Linked DNA regions of Homo sapiens: region 1 is linked to region 2. Evidence: chromatin loops called from intact Hi-C (ENCODE). Cell type or tissue: K562. All regions are shown on one strand. Each heading gives the region's core, and the rest is flanking DNA. Links, peaks and the distances in the headings are about the cores only. Region 1 overlaps C15orf39 (chromosome 15 open reading frame 39). Region 2 has its middle 6.1 kb from the start of RPP25.

Region 1 (2,906 bases), core at 246-2,745, 250 kb before region 2:
GGACTGAAGGGCAGGAGCTCAACAGGGCTGGAGTCCTGCATCTTCTCAGGGCCTTCTGCTGGCGAGCGGTAGAACAGGCAGTTGGTCAGCAGGTTGTCTGCCTGAAGTGGGGGTCCTGCCATACCGGTAGAGTACAAGGGTGGGTATGGGGTCCAGGACGCCAACTGCTCAGACTCGGCCTTAGGAGTACCTGCCATGGGGCAGGAGAAGTAGGACCCCTTGTAGGTGCAGGGATCCTGGTTACCAACAGAGTGGGGCAGGCTGTGCTCGAGCCCGGAGTCTGTCTCTAAGCGGGGCAGCTTGCCATACATCACAGGCCCCAGGGTTCTCAGGGGTCGCTTCTCTGCCATCGCTGTGAAGGCTTCGAGCCCTCCTAGGCCCCTGCTACTCAACTTCTGACCTGGGATAGAGAGAGAAAGGCAGGGGCTGTCAGGAAAACAGGCTACAGGCAAAGCAACAGAGGGCTGCTGCTCTCATCAGCTCACGGCTACACCTAAGAACCTGGCGCTTAAATGATGCTCAGTTAAGACTGTGAGTGCATGAGCCACGTGACAGAGGTTTCCAACTCGTGTATGTATTTTTTGAGGCAGGGTCTCACTCTGTTGCCCGGGCTGGAGTGCAATGACATGAACTTGGCTCACCGCAGTCTCAACCTCCTGGGCTCAAGTGATTCTCCCAACTCCCAGGTTGCTGGGACCACAGGTGCCTGCTACCACACCCGGCTCATTTTAGTATTTTATGTAGAAACAGGGTCTTACTATGTTACCCAGGCTGGTCTTGAACTCCTGGACTCATGTGATCCTCCCATCTTGGCCTCCCAAAATGCTGAAATCACAGGCATGAACCACCTACTGCTCCTGACCCCAACTCGTATATTTTAAGCTGCAGAACCCTTTGTTTAATGAATTATTCTACACAGAACCCCCACCCATCCCCACTCCAGGAGCCCCTTCTGTTCGATTTTCCTCCATACAACTCCCAAGATCCCCTCCTTCTTGGGATTTCAGAATTTGTAGGGGCACTGGGTCTCAGGGTCACTTGACATACCCTGCCGCCACCCCCTCATATACAGATGAGGAGACCCATTCATCCCAAAGTCACCAATGAAATAGACACAACGAGAAGCAGGCCTCCTGCCTCCCACCACAGGGTCCTATTCCAAGATGCCACAGTGATGCCCACTGCAGCCAAAACATGGAATCTGAGTATTGTCTACAAATTCACAGATTTCTTGTGACACTCCTCTGACCTGCTGATCTTGTCAAAAATGGCAGAGTCGGGCCTCCAGCCCAGGTCCCTAGGCCCAAAGCCAATGCTGAGATACTGGACTTGGCTCTGGAGAGCAGTCCCCTAGGAGAGGTAACTGGGGACATCAGTCTGTACAAGCCACACCCCTCTCGCCCCACTCCTCCCCCTCCGCAGGAGTCAGGGCAGCCCAGCAGATGGTGCTGCAGCACCAGCAGGAAGGTCCCAGAGCATGAGGAGCCTGGATCCACCCCCAGCCCCCAAGCTGCAGATGGCGATTCCTAGGCACATGGCAGGGTGGGGCCAAGACAGCGTCAGGGGCGTGTGTGAAAGTCCAGGGAGGTGGCTAGGTGCTGTGGCTCACACCTGTAATCCCAGCACTTTGGGAAGCCGAGGTGTGCGGATCATTTGAGGTCAGGAGTTCAAGACCAACCTGACCAACATGGTGAAACGCTGTCTCTACTAAAAATACAAAAAAATTAGCCAGGCATGGTTGTGCATGCCTGTAATCCCAGCTACGCTGAAGGCTGAGGCAGGAGAATTGCGTGAACTCAGGAGGCAGAGGTTGCAGTGAGCCAAGATTGTGCTACTGCACTTCCAGCCTGGGCAGCAGAGTGAGACTCCACCTCAAAAAAACACAAAAAACAAAAAACAAAACAAAAAAAAAGAAAAGAAAAGAAAAGAAAAAAGTCCAGGGAGGGAGGCCCCAGGGGCCAGAGTGCTACTTAGCCACTACTCCCATTGTATTGATGGAAAAACTATGTGCTGAAAAAAGACAAAGCTCTAAGACAAGACCAAGGAAGGATGGGGACTGAGGCCCCTCAGGGCAGCAGGCACCCAGTAACCCGTTAGGGGCTCATCTGAAGCCTGTCTTCTGGGGCCACACTGACCTACCTCTACCTCCCCCAGCCAGCACCCTATTCCTGGAAACTCTCAGTAGCTTAGAAAGGACCACCTAGCTCAATCTTGCTATGATTAGGGCAAAGTGTCACAGGTTTCAGTGACTGGCAAGCAAGGACCAGCCCTCTCCTTGCCTCTTCTGGTTGGAGCCAATGACAGCCACAGGCTGAGTTAGACCGGCACATTTTGGGGTTAGAAAACACAAGGCTAGTGTGGGGGCCAATGCCCACTTCCACCAAGGCAGACCCAGAAAGCAAGCTGGTTCATCTCCTGGACAGAACCCCACACCTCAGGCCAGCCTAGAGAAGACACAGAGGGGCCATTAGGACACAGGTGACAGTCCCAACAGCAGTGTCCTATGATAGAAACCTGCTATCGAGGGGTGAAAGCCCCCATCTCACTCCACAGCAATGCTGTGAGAAGGAACTGTAGGGTTTTGAAGTGTGGATCCTCCCCACCTCCACCCTTGGGACACTCTGGGTTAAGTACTGACTTTGGTCTCACCTCCCCCACATGCTTCTTGGGGTCTGCTGGGTCCCCACCCCCACCCCAGGAGTCCCTCTCTCCTGGGTCTCAGCCCATGGAATACCCTTTGCTCTGGAGACTTCTTGAGGCCCCTATCTGGGACCCAGTCAATAGACAGGAAACCACCTGGGACCCTCAGGAGTCTTTGTGGGAGGGGTGGCGGCTTCAGGGAGCCAACAGAGAACTCTTAGGGGTGTGGGAATGACCTGATCTCCTGCCAGTAGGAGGTGGAAAGC
Region 2 (2,906 bases), core at 205-2,704:
TCTACCCGCTCCCCACCACCAAGGCTGAAGTGGGAACCTCAGAAGTCCTGGGATAAAGGGAGGGGTGGCTAGGGGAGCACCTCAGAGACAAGGCCCATTTCAGGAGCCGACTAGTGGCAGAGTGGGAGAGTCCCTCTTGTGAAACCCCATTTTTCCAATAGTGGTCTCTACCCAGGAGCTTCCTGGACCCAGCCTGGTGCTTGCCTTGGCCCCGCCTTGGGATACTTCCAGACTAGGAGCGGCAGTGAAGTCTCACACCTAGAAAACTTAGGTCACAAAAACAAAATCCATTTGGAAACATAAAAGTATATAATGCAAGGCCCAGAGCTCATGGTCGAATGAGTGATGGACTTCCACCTGAGCCTTCATTCATTCAACAAGTGTTCACTGTTGTACCGGGACCCAGTCTAGAAATGGGCTGGGGCTGGGTATAGAATCACAGCATAATCAGACACTGTACCTCAAAGAGGGCCGAGTCTTGGCCAGGTGTGGTGACTCACGCCTGTAATCCCAGCACTTTGGGAGGCAGAGACGGGGGGGGGGGGGTCACCTGAGGTCAGGAGCTTGAGACCAGCCTGACCAATATGATGAATACAAAATTAGCCGGGCATGGTGGCGGGCGCCTGTGATCCCACCTACTTGGGAGGCTGAGGCAGGAGAATCGCTTGAACCCAGGAGGTGGAGGTTGCAGTGAGCTGAGATGTGCCATCGCACTCCAGCCTGGGCCCATCTAGCACAGTGTGATGATAGAAGATGGGAGCTCTGAGAAGGGGAACTTACCTTGCCCAGAGGTGCTGATGGAGCTGGTTCTCCAAGGATCAGGAGTTAGCCAGCTGACCAAGACTGGACAGGGAGCTCCAGGCAGAGCATAGAGAGCGGGTGTGTATGATGCTGAGGCTGCCACAGGTGTCTGATGGATAGAGGAGATGGCAGAGGGTAACGTGTAGAGATGCAGGTGAACTAGAGTGCTAGGTGGGAGCCAGGTCACAGGGAAGTGAGGGAGCCGGTGGGAGCCAGGTCACAGGGAAGTGAGGGAGCCACTGGGAGCCAGGGAGTGCTCTGAGCCCAGATCTGACTGGTGTTTGAGAAGGATCCCTCTGACACCTGTGTAAGTGGGAGTGGATTGGAAGGGGGTCTGATTAGACCCTAGAGACAATGCAGGGATAAGAGATGAGACATCGGCAATGCGGAGGGAGATGGGAGCAGATGTGAGAGCTACCCAGGCTAGGTAGGATTTCACTGCTATTACAGCCAGGAAATGGGAGGGTTCTCCTTGAGCATTAACCCTGCCTGGCCAGGACTTGGTCTGCCTTTCTGGCACCCCAGGGGACGTGCTATGTCAGGACCAAACAATGGAGTGATTATTTTTTGTGGGAGGTGGGAGTACCCAGCTTCAAATTGGTAAATCTTTAAGAGCTGTTGTCCATTGCCATGAATCTGCCAGAGTGTATTCACTTCACTGTTAGGTGCATACCTGGGCCAGACACACACACTGCCTACCCCCACCACCCCTTGCCCTTCATCTCCCAAGCTGATTAGTTCAGTTTTGGTCATTGCTATGCCCACACTGACCACTAGGTGATGCTCTCGTCCCTCTATTTCACTGAGATGTTGAAACACTCGCAGGTCTCCAAGAGAATGGTAGTTAGAAAGGCAAAGGAAAGGAAGGAAGGGAAGGAGAATGAAAGAGGAGGAAAATGCAGCCACAGGAGGGTCTCCTCAAAGGCATCAAGTTTCTTCCTTTCAGAGCACAGATACTGGTTTATAAGTGTGTCCTCATTAGTCTTATCTTTTGGCTATTGGTCACCCTACTAACCCATGAGCCCGTGATTGACTGGATCCTGCCTGCCTTGCTCCTTGCCCAGCTCCTGGCACATGAGAAGCTCTTAGAGAGTTGTTGATTGAATGGACTTGCCGCTGGCCAGGCACAGTGGGTCATGCCTGTAATCTCAGCATTTTGGGAGGCCAAGGTAGGAGCGCTGATCACTTGAGCCCAGGAGTTCCGAGTCTAGCCCTGGCAACATAGTGAGATACCATCTCTACAAAAAAAAAAAAAAAAAAAAAAAAAAAAAATTAAATAGTTGGATGTGGTGGTGTGTGCCTGCAGTTCAGTTACTCAGGAGACTGAGGTGGGAGGATTGCTTGAGTCTGGGAGGTCCAGTCTGCAGTGAGCCATGATCACTCCACTCTTTCAAACCAACAAAAGACTTTCTGAGCCAGGTTTCTGAACTGTTCTGATGTCACATTACAATTCTTAACCATCCAACCAATGGCCAAAGCTGCCCCTATCTCTTCCACAGCTTCTCATCCCATCTGAGCCCTTGGGTACCCCTGCCTTTGGAGAAGCTAGGGTCACCATGGCAATTGGGTTTGTATATTCAGCTTGAGGATTCCAGTGTTGTTTCTGACACCTGAATATTATAGGTGCTATGAATTGAATTTCGTGCCCCCCCACCAAGACATGTTGAAGTCCTAATCCCTGATACCTTATTTGGAAACTCTGGCTTGGCATGGTGGCTCATGCCTGTAATCAATCCCAGCACTTTGGAAGGCCGAGGCAGGTGGATCACCTGAGGTCAGGAGTTTGAGACCAGCCTGGCCAACATTGTGAAACCCCATCTCTTCAAAAATACAAAAATTGGCCAGGCGTGGTAACTTATGCCTGTAATCCCAGCTATTCAAGAGGCTAAGGCAGGAGAATGACTTGAACCCAGGAGGTGGAAGTTGCAGTGAGCCACCAGATTGTGCTACTGCACTCCAGCCTGGGTGACAGTGAGACTCTGTCTCGAAAAAAAAAAAGGAAAAAAGGCTGGGCACGGTGGCTCACGCCTGTAATCCTAGCACTTTGGGAGGCCGAGGCGGGTGGATCACCTGAGGCTGGGAGTTCGAGACCCGCCTAACCAACA

Evidence for each region. Hi-C counts contacts between places; a loop is a spot of excess contacts. Peaks named below come from ENCODE experiments on the same cell type or tissue, not always from the same donor. Only the 100,000 strongest peaks of a DNase experiment are listed, where the experiment ranks them.
Region 1: a loop joins it to region 2, with 3 times the contacts of the local background. A loop is called at or near these places in 45 of 110 quality-filtered maps.

Annotation. Positions count from the first base shown.
Region 1 is chr15:75,203,493-75,206,398 of GRCh38, reverse strand. C15orf39 (chromosome 15 open reading frame 39) reads right to left here. Exons shown (of 3, transcript NM_015492.5): 2 at 1-400. The coding sequence starts at 350. Among named protein-coding and RNA genes, the nearest start is that of C15orf39, 3.1 kb to the right of the region's middle. In K562, for the core only: a CTCF peak has its summit at 1,445 (motif pointing right); a DNase peak (open chromatin) is centred at 1,458; H3K4me3 peaks cover 778 bases.
Region 2 is chr15:74,949,236-74,952,141 of GRCh38, reverse strand. No RefSeq gene overlaps it. Among named protein-coding and RNA genes, the nearest start is that of RPP25, 6.1 kb to the left of the region's middle. RefSeq lists an enhancer at 1,406-1,455. In K562, for the core only: a CTCF peak has its summit at 1,579 (motif pointing right); a DNase peak (open chromatin) is centred at 1,581.